3 separate regions of the Homo sapiens genome follow, and all the other regions are linked to region 1. The links are chromatin contacts, found by Hi-C or POLR2A ChIA-PET in ENCODE. All regions are on one chromosome and are shown on one strand. Each heading gives the region's core, a stretch centred on a gene start or an enhancer-like site at or near the end of the contact. The rest is flanking DNA. Distances are from core to core; before and after follow the strand shown.

Region 1 (2,828 bases), core at 232-2,731:
AACTTGACAGTTTTGATCAAACTTCTTAAAAATAGAAATCAATAAATACATGGGAACCAAAGCCAGGTATCCCTGGTGGTGAGAAGAGCTGGGGATCTAGAGAAGGCAGCAGAACCAGGACACTCAGGCAAGAAAAAGATGGAAGAGACAGAGTGAGGGTGACAGAATGTGAACAGAGACTTTCTTTAAAGCCCCACACTTAGAAGTTACCTGTAAGCCTCACGTTGTATTACTGCTTGATGGTCCACCTTTCCCCATCTTGGTAACTCATCTGTATAAGCCCCAAATTCAAGACCTCGGTGCTCAAATGAGAGGAAGGCAGAGCACCAACCTGTCCTGATGGGTGTGTCACCCGGGCCCTCAGACTGCCCTTTATCTATGCCTGAATGAACCAAGAAGGGAATAAACTCTTAAAAATCCCAGCTGAGTGCATTGGCTCATGCCTGTAATCCCAGCACTTTGGGAGGCCGAGGTGGGTGGATCATCTGAAGTCAGGAGTTCGAGACAAGCCTGGACAACATGTCAAAACCCCATCTCTACCAAAAATACAAAAATTAGCTGTGTGCAGTTGTGCATGCCTGTAATCCCAGCTACATGCGAGGCTGAGGTGGGAGAACTGCTTGAACCTGGAAGGCAAAGGTTGCAGTCAGCCAAGATCGCACCATTTCACTCCAGCTTGGGTGACAGAGCGAGACCCATCTCAAACAAACAAACAAACAAATAAATAGAAAATCCCAAAACCAGCTGAGAGTGGCATGCAAGGTAGGAAGATGGCAGGACTCCTCCAGGCATGCAGCATTTGTGGTTTCTGAGCAGTTGGTGATGAAATCCCCGCTGTGCAGATGCCAGGCCAGAACCTTCTAAGCAACTGCACATCTCAGAGCCTCCTCCTCTGCCAGCTGTTTTCTGAAAACACCAGAGGACTCAGGTGGCAGCAAAGAATGAGAGAGCGCAAAGGCAGGTGAATAGCAGAGGCGGCAGCATGCGCTGGAGGCTGAACAAACACAGTCGGGGTGTGGAAGGGGCAAGAACCAACGAAAGGATGAAAGAGGGAAAGAGAATTGGGGGTGCCTTTAAAACAAACCTCCATTCTCCTCCTTCCTTCCATACTAATGACACATCCATGTTTTTCTTGCCCTTTTCTTCATGTTATTATCAAGACAGCAGGAGACGGATTTACAAAACGAATGATCCCATCTTAACCTTCAGCAGTTAGAAGCTAGTGTTTGAGATGGTGAAAATACCATCATGTGTACCTGGATGAAGCACTTCCAGGCAGAGTTTTTCCATGACCCCTCCTCCCTCAACTCCAGACACATCTACTCATGACACACACATCTACTCTTAGCTGAGTCTATAGAGGAAATTGCAAAATGACTCAGAACAATTTCTCACAACTTACTTTTGCAAAAGCAAAAGCAGCCACCACTGTGGAGCCGGAACTTTATCACAAGGTGAGAATCTGCTATGAGTCATGAAAGGCACAGAAAATGCCTTGAAACTCAAACACATCTTCTTTCACTCAGTACAAGGTTTTCATTGGACTACAATCTCTACGCAAGAATATTGACAGAAGGCAGCCAGGTGACGATTTCAGAACTTTGAACAATGGCAAGCATCTGAGCAGGCCTCGGTGAAGGGGATTTAATGAGTGAATGAATAATGCGACACTACACCCACCCCCCTGGGTAAATATTAAAGATCGGATGAGATTCCAGGCACCCACACAGTGGCAAGCCAAAATTAGATAGTAATTGTGCCTATTACTTCTTTAAAAGAAAAAGGGCGAACGACAACAAGGGCTTAGCTAATTTGCTGACATGGAAAGGGGAAGGGTGAAATTCACTGGCAACGCCCTTGCCGGGGAACACAGGAGCCACAGCCACCTGAGCGTCCCTTACGCTGAGCATAAAAAACACCCCTCCTAGTCCATCAGACAGCTATTTATTTTACTAAAGAGATCCATAAAAGTTTGGTTTGGGATCAAAATGTTAAAATTCTTACTCCAAAAAAAAACCCATTTTGTTCACTAATGATAGAAAATAAAACTTTCAAAATGCCAAAACATCCCAGCACGTAATGCTGCGATTGGTGTTTAACAACCTGGGTTTGCATCCATTGAAGTGCAGAGTAAAAAAAAAAAAAAAAAGAAAAAAAAATCTGGGGATGTCTAACCACCATCATCAATATAATCTATTCTGGTCTCAACCTAATAATTTATTTGCCATCTAGGGGTTGTTATTTATTTAACGTTCCTCAACATCTCTTAGCACATTAAAAAAATAAAGCATTAATAGCTAATCTCACCCAAGCAATTAGACTAAGATAAAAACAAAGTTCAAAATATCACTTGACTATATAAACACAGTGCTGTTCATATTGCAGGTACTTGATAACTGATTCTGCAATATCAATAATATTAAGACACAGGCTAGGCTATTCAGATGTTTACTCAAAGTAAGGATCACAAACTGACGGTTCATAAATTCCTAACAGGGAAAGCTGTGAATAAACATCGTAAGACTGGGGAGCTCCCTGGAATTGTCTGCAATTTCTAACGTATGTGCATAAGCAATCTTCTGGGGACCCATAGCTTTCCTCAGATTCTCAAATGGTCTGCTTGAAATAAGTTCCTAAATAACGTAAGTGCATAAAAGAGCAGAGAGCATCTGGAAATACGGTATCTAACCATCCTGACCTTCGCATACCATTACCTGAGAAGCCTCCAAAAATCTTACAGGTTTTAGCTTCAATGAAATGCATGAAGGACAATAAACGACCGAAGCAAATTCTAATAGGGTTCTGCTAAGATTCTTCTTCTAAGCAGC
Region 2 (2,828 bases), core at 107-2,606, 97 kb after region 1:
ATCTCAGTGATCAGAGAGATACATTTTCATTATACATAAACTACTGGTAGAGCTAAAATCTCTCCACAGTATTTTGAGAGACTTTTGCTCAAAAACTATCACATTTTTATAACATGACACCAGGTACCAGGCTCTGTTGGGGCTCTAGGAATACCACAAAAGAAAAAGGCCTGGAAGTCCTCAAAAATGAGGCTGAGATGAAAAATGGGGGAAAAAATAAGAGCTCTCATTTGGGAAAGAAAAACATTTTAATAAAACTAATCTCTAGAGCTTTTGTAAAGACTTCAGGTATCTTCACTTTAGAATATGATGAGAGAAGTAAGTATGAAGCTGACTTAGAATATGGGCATCAGAAAAACTTAATATTAGACTCTTACTTCCTTGTAAAAACCCCAGTTTGCTCAAGGAGTCTATTAGTTAAGCCAAACTCAAAGTGAAAAGGGGGAGAAGGAGGGAGGGAGGAAGGGAGGAAAGAAGAAACCATCTCTTTTGATTCTGAAATAATTTTTTTGAGGTGGGATCTTGCTATGTTGCCCAGGCTGGTTTCAAACCCCTGGGCTCAAGGGATTCTCCTGCCTCAGCCTCCCAAGTAGCTGGAACTACAGGCACATGCCACCATGCCCAGCTAGTTTCTCACTCAAACCAGTATATCACTATTTTAGGTCAGTTGGAGGTGATGCTCTTCTGGTGAGATCTCCAGATATATTTAGTAGGCTTTTTATTTTTAATTCTTTTATATCTAAGAATGTGTAGCCACAAAACAGAAGTTAAATGGATTGACTTTTCTTTGGTGGTAATTATCAAATATTTTAAAACCAAAATCGCTAGCCCAAATAATTAAACCTTTACTTATTACCTTAATCACAGTCATGCAACTTGACGTGACCCCCAGGCACAAGGGTTGGGTTTACCTGACGTCTAGTTTCTGCTGTGAGGGAGGTTAGTGGTCAGTAGGCTTTACATGGTCTTGGGAGCAACACAGCACATTTAACAAGCACGCAAAGTGAGTCCATGAAGTGAGCCTGAAAAACAGAAACGCAAGAAAACTCTGTGAAGCGTTTTACTCCAAGCTCCCACAAAGTCAAAAGGAAGCCTTAACGCAAATTATATGAAGAAACAACTGGTGTCCAGGGTCACTGTCAAGGTAATAAATGAAACGTCTGTGAACCGTGTGATTCATCAGGGTCATTTGAAGCCAGAACTGCCCACCCAGTCTTGCAAAGGCCACCAACTCAACACCCAGTCTGCAGTCAAATGCATGCCTTTGTTTCAGGGGAGACCGCTCCAGTGAGTCATGCGTGGCTCATCTGTCACCATGACCAGGAAAACAACTCTCAGTCTCACAGGGCTGCAGGAGCGTCAGGCTGTGTGACGAGAGGTGGCCCTTGTTCTCTATTTGACCAAGCAGCAAAAACAAAGCCCAAAATATAACATCACAGTGAATAGTCCTTGGTTAAAATAATTTAGCTTGTAGAGGTTGACCTCATAAATGAGATTAAAAGCTTTCTCAAGCACATGTTAGCAGGGGCAAGAGGTCCCCCTCTGAGGGATAAGGCAGGGCTTCTGAAAGGGAGGAGGACTGGCTGAGATGGGGAGGCTCCCCTCTGGCCGTGCTCACTGCTGGACACGAAGCCACAGACACGGGAAGCAGAGGGGTGAGGCCTTAATAGTGACTTTTTGTTCCTTTAAAAAAAAAAAAAAAAGTTTATTTGTAATTGTGGTCAAACATGGATAACATAACATTTTCCATCTTACCATTTATTTATTTATTTATTTATTTGAGACAGAGTTTTGTTCTTCTTGCCCAGGCGGGAGTGCAGTGGCACAATCTCGGCTCACTGCAACCTCCGCCTCCTGGGTTCAAGCGATTCTCCTACCTCAGCCTCCTGAGTAACTGGGATTACAGGCACGCACCACCACGCCCAGCTAATTTTGTATTTTTAGTAGAGACAGGGTTTCTCCATGTTGGTCAGACTGTTCTCAAACTCCCGACCTCAGGTGATCTGCTCACCTCAGCCTCCCAAAGCGCGGGGATTACAGGCGTGAGCCACCGCGCCTGGCCCATCTTACCCATTTTTAAATGTACAGGGCAGCAGTAAGTACACTGTTGTACAACCGTCACCGACATCCATCTTCAGAACTCTTTCCATCTTGCAGAACAGAAACTCTGCACCCATTAAACAGCAATTCCCCGGTCCCACAGCCCCTGGCAACTGTCATTCTACTTTCTGCCTCTATGAATTTGAGGACTCTAGATACCGCATATAAGTGAAAGCATTTGTCTTTTTGCAACTGGCTTATTTCACTTAGTATAATGCCCTCAAGTTTCATCCACGTGGTAGCAGATGTCAGAATTTCCTTCCTTGTTAAGGCTGAATAGCATTCTATTACATGTGCATGCCACATTTTGTTTATTCATTCATCCCATGGAGAGACACTTGGGTTGCTTCCACCTCTTGGCTATTATGAATAATGCTGCTATGACCATGGGTGTTTAACTAGCTCTTCCAGACCCTGCTTTCAATTCTTTATGATATATACCCAGAAGTGGAAATGCAATAGCATTAGGTTATTCTATTTTTATTTTATTTTTAGAAAATAAACTATTTATTGTCATAAGCACACCACTTAGGTTATTCTATTTGTAATTCTTTTTTTTTTCTCTCTTTTTTTGGAGACAGAGTCTTGCTCTGTCGTCCAGGCTGGAGTGCAGTGGCACAATCTCGGCTCACTGCAACCTCCGCCTCCCAGGTCCAAGTGACTCCCCTGCCTCAGCCTCTCAAGTAGCTGTGATTATAGGCGCGCACCATTGCACCAGATAATTTTTC
Region 3 (2,828 bases), core at 173-2,672, 70 kb after region 1:
TTCTCCTAACAAAAACATTTCCAGGCTGGGAGCGGTGGCTCATGCCTGTAATCCCAACACTTTGGGAGGCCAAGGCGGGCAGATTGCCTGAAGTCAGGAGTTCGAGACCAGCCTGGCCAACATGGCAAAACCCCGTCTCTACAAAAAATACAAAAATTTGCCGGGTGTGGTGGCGTACGCCTGTAATCCCAGCTACCCAGGAGGCTAAGGCAGGAGAATCACTGGAACCCTGGAGGCAGAGGCTACAGTGAGCCGAGATCACACCACTGCATTCCAGCCTGGGCGACAGAGAAAGACTCCGTTTCAAAAAAATAGAAAATAAAAACACTTCCAGCTGGGCACACTGGCTCACACCTGTAATCCCAGCACTTTGGGAGGCTGAGGCAGGCGGATCAGTTGAGGTCAGGAGTTTGAGACCAGCATGGCCAATCCCATCTCTACTAAAATACAAAAATTACCAGGACGTAGTGGCACATGCCTGTAATCGCAGCTGCCTGGGAGGCTGAGGGACGAGAATCACTTGAACTCAGGAGGCAGAGGTTGCAGTGAGCCAAGACCATGCCACTGCACTCCAGCCTGGGCAACACAGCAAGACTCTGCCTTAAAAAATAAAAAATAACACTTTCACCATCTCCCTATTGCCTGCCTTAAAAAATAAAAAATAAAAAATAACACTTTCACCATCTCCCTATTGCCTATTGAATAAAGTTCACATCTTCACCCACCACCTCCACAATCTGACTTTATCTCCCTCAAATCCCCTCACAAATATGCTACACTCCAGTGGTTTGTTCCTCAAACTGCTTCCCCCTGTACACATCCAGAAATACACCACAGTATCCTCGTATTTTCCTCAAAGCCTTGTTCTCATTGTTCTCTTCACCAGTTGCCAATTGTCCAAACGCAATCCGTCCTCTTTATGATTTTAAAACTGTATTTAAGTAAATATTTAAACTGAAGCCCACATTTCATAAAACCCAGAGCAGTCTGAACCCTACCAGCAAGTGCTTCCTCCTTCCCCACAGCAACCCCTGGTAGTCCAACCACCTCCTCCCTCCCCAGCCTAATTAACCACAGAAGCAGGCCTGTCTACCCTGGAAATCGCACATAATGAGGCAGGATGGGGGATGCCATCTGGGAGAATGCCAAGACTGCCTAAGGGTGGTGAGGTTTTGTCCTTGTTTACTTGTTTGAAATAATAAGCAGAAAGGCAAATAAAGTACTAACTGGACTTAATTTACAACTCTTCCTCCCTGGGAACTTCAAAGGCGATCTGGCGTGTGGATGGCGGTGTGATCTGGTCCACATTGGACATGCTCAAATGAAAGCTGCATCATCCTGCCCCAGAAACACCCAAGAGGCCCAGGACACGGCCAGAGCATGTCACCACTGACCGTATGTAGCTCAGCCGGTATGTTACAACTGCGATAGTGCCTTTTTATTTCAAAAAGGATCTTCTCCACCCACGTACTTCGAAGAAAACCTGTTCCAGAGAATTTCTGTTGCATGATGTCACCTACATTGCACATTCTATTTTTAGGCTAGAAATGACTACATCTGAGGTTTTCAGGGAAAACCGCTGGGGAGGAAGCTACATAAATAAATGTATATTTATTGAGGTTTTAAAATGCTAAGTGGATAAAGCACTGCTCTTTTACAGATATTTTTAAAAGGAAGTTTAGAGAAAGCTAAATGCTTAGGGAATATTTTGGAGACCCTGTCCTGATTGGTCTTGATCTGTAAATACCTTTGCCTTTGTGGCTTCACATTACATTTTTTTGTCAAATATCTCATAAAAGCAATTTTAAGCAAGTACTTGTTCCTGCTTAATGCTTCCCAGTCTTTGTGTCTGAAGGTAAAAAGTAAACAGCTCTTGGCCAGGTATAGTGGTTTCACGCCTGTAATCCCACCAGTTTGGGAGGTCGAGGCAGGCAGATCACCTGAGGTCAGGAGTTTGAGAACAGCCTGGTCAACATGGTGAAACCCCATCTCTACTAAAAATACAAAAATTAGCTGGGCGTAGTGGTGGGTGCCTGTAATCCCAGCTACTCGGGAGGTTGAGGCAGGAGAATTGCTTGAATCCAGCAGGTGGAGGTTGCAGTGAGCTGAGATTGCGCCACTACCCTCCAGCCTGGGTGACAGAGCAAGACTCTGTCAAAAAAAAAAAAAAAAAAAAGCGTAAACAGCTCCTTTACAACCTGCTGACAAAGGATGCAAGGACAGCGGGCACAGCAAACATAACTCAGGCTACACACTACAAAGCCCTTCAGGAACATGTGACTAAATCATAACCTCAAAGAGTGCAATACGGTGAGGAGAATACTTCCAGGTAGAATTTCTTTTTTTTTTCTTTTTCAGAAATAGGGTCTTGCTGTGTTGCCCCACCTGATCTTGAGCTCCTGGCCTCAAATGAACCTCCAGCCTCAGCCTCCCAAAGTACTGGGATTACAGGTGTGAGTCACCGTGCCTGGACAAGAATTTCTAAAATCAATCCCAATTGTCTGTTACCAGAAACTCACAAGACTAACATGAGAAAGGGAGTGCATGTACGGCAGGGGTTGGGAGAAGGGTGTAGGGGAGAAGGGAGTGTGGGGAGGACACAGGAAGGGGTTAGGGCCTGGGCTATGGGGAGGGGAGAACCAAAAATGAAAAATTAGTAGCATTAGAAAGGTGCACTTAAAATAACTAAAGTGATGATTCTGTCAAAGAATGGATAATGGACCACAAGTGATAATTACCCTCATTCTTTAAAACAGTTTCTCTTCAGGCCACCTGACCATCCAGACCCCTGGATTTATGTAAGGGTTTATGTTCAAGTAACCTCCCCT

The links. A loop is a pair of places that touch in the nucleus more often than their neighbours do. ChIA-PET counts read pairs that join two places held with the same protein, here RNA polymerase II (POLR2A). Pooled maps may share reads with other maps.
Region 2: a pooled map shows a loop between it and region 1 (6-fold over the local background). The contact joins two enhancer-like sites. A Hi-C loop is called at or near these places in 6 of 50 pooled maps. POLR2A ChIA-PET finds 5 or more read pairs at or near these places in 2 of 52 experiments (Panc1 and activated T-cell).
Region 3: a pooled map shows a loop between it and region 1 (9-fold over the local background). The contact joins two enhancer-like sites. A Hi-C loop is called at or near these places in 8 of 50 pooled maps. POLR2A ChIA-PET finds 5 or more read pairs at or near these places in 2 of 52 experiments (Panc1 and activated CD4-positive, alpha-beta memory T cell).

The regions. Positions count from the first base shown.
Region 1 is chr6:155,222,849-155,225,676 of GRCh38, reverse strand. All of the region lies in intron 15 of TIAM2 (TIAM Rac1 associated GEF 2), which reads right to left. Among named protein-coding and RNA genes, the nearest start is that of CLDN20, 40 kb to the left of the region's middle. RefSeq lists an enhancer at 724-1,923. Within about 2 kb of position 1,481, at least 9 of the 41 ENCODE cell types and tissues checked have a DNase peak (open chromatin) inside an H3K27ac peak, as active enhancers do; they include Panc1, where a contact is called at or near this core.
Region 2 is chr6:155,125,684-155,128,511 of GRCh38, reverse strand. It overlaps TIAM2 (TIAM Rac1 associated GEF 2), which reads right to left. Exons shown (of 27, transcript NM_012454.4): 3 at 912-1,022. Among named protein-coding and RNA genes, the nearest start is that of TIAM2, 130 kb to the right of the region's middle. RefSeq lists enhancers at 579-1,325, 333-1,532. Within about 2 kb of position 1,356, at least 4 of the 41 ENCODE cell types and tissues checked have a DNase peak (open chromatin) inside an H3K27ac peak, as active enhancers do; they include Panc1, where a contact is called at or near this core.
Region 3 is chr6:155,152,970-155,155,797 of GRCh38, reverse strand. All of the region lies in intron 7 of TIAM2 (TIAM Rac1 associated GEF 2), which reads right to left. Among named protein-coding and RNA genes, the nearest start is that of CLDN20, 110 kb to the left of the region's middle. Within about 2 kb of position 1,422, at least 7 of the 41 ENCODE cell types and tissues checked have a DNase peak (open chromatin) inside an H3K27ac peak, as active enhancers do.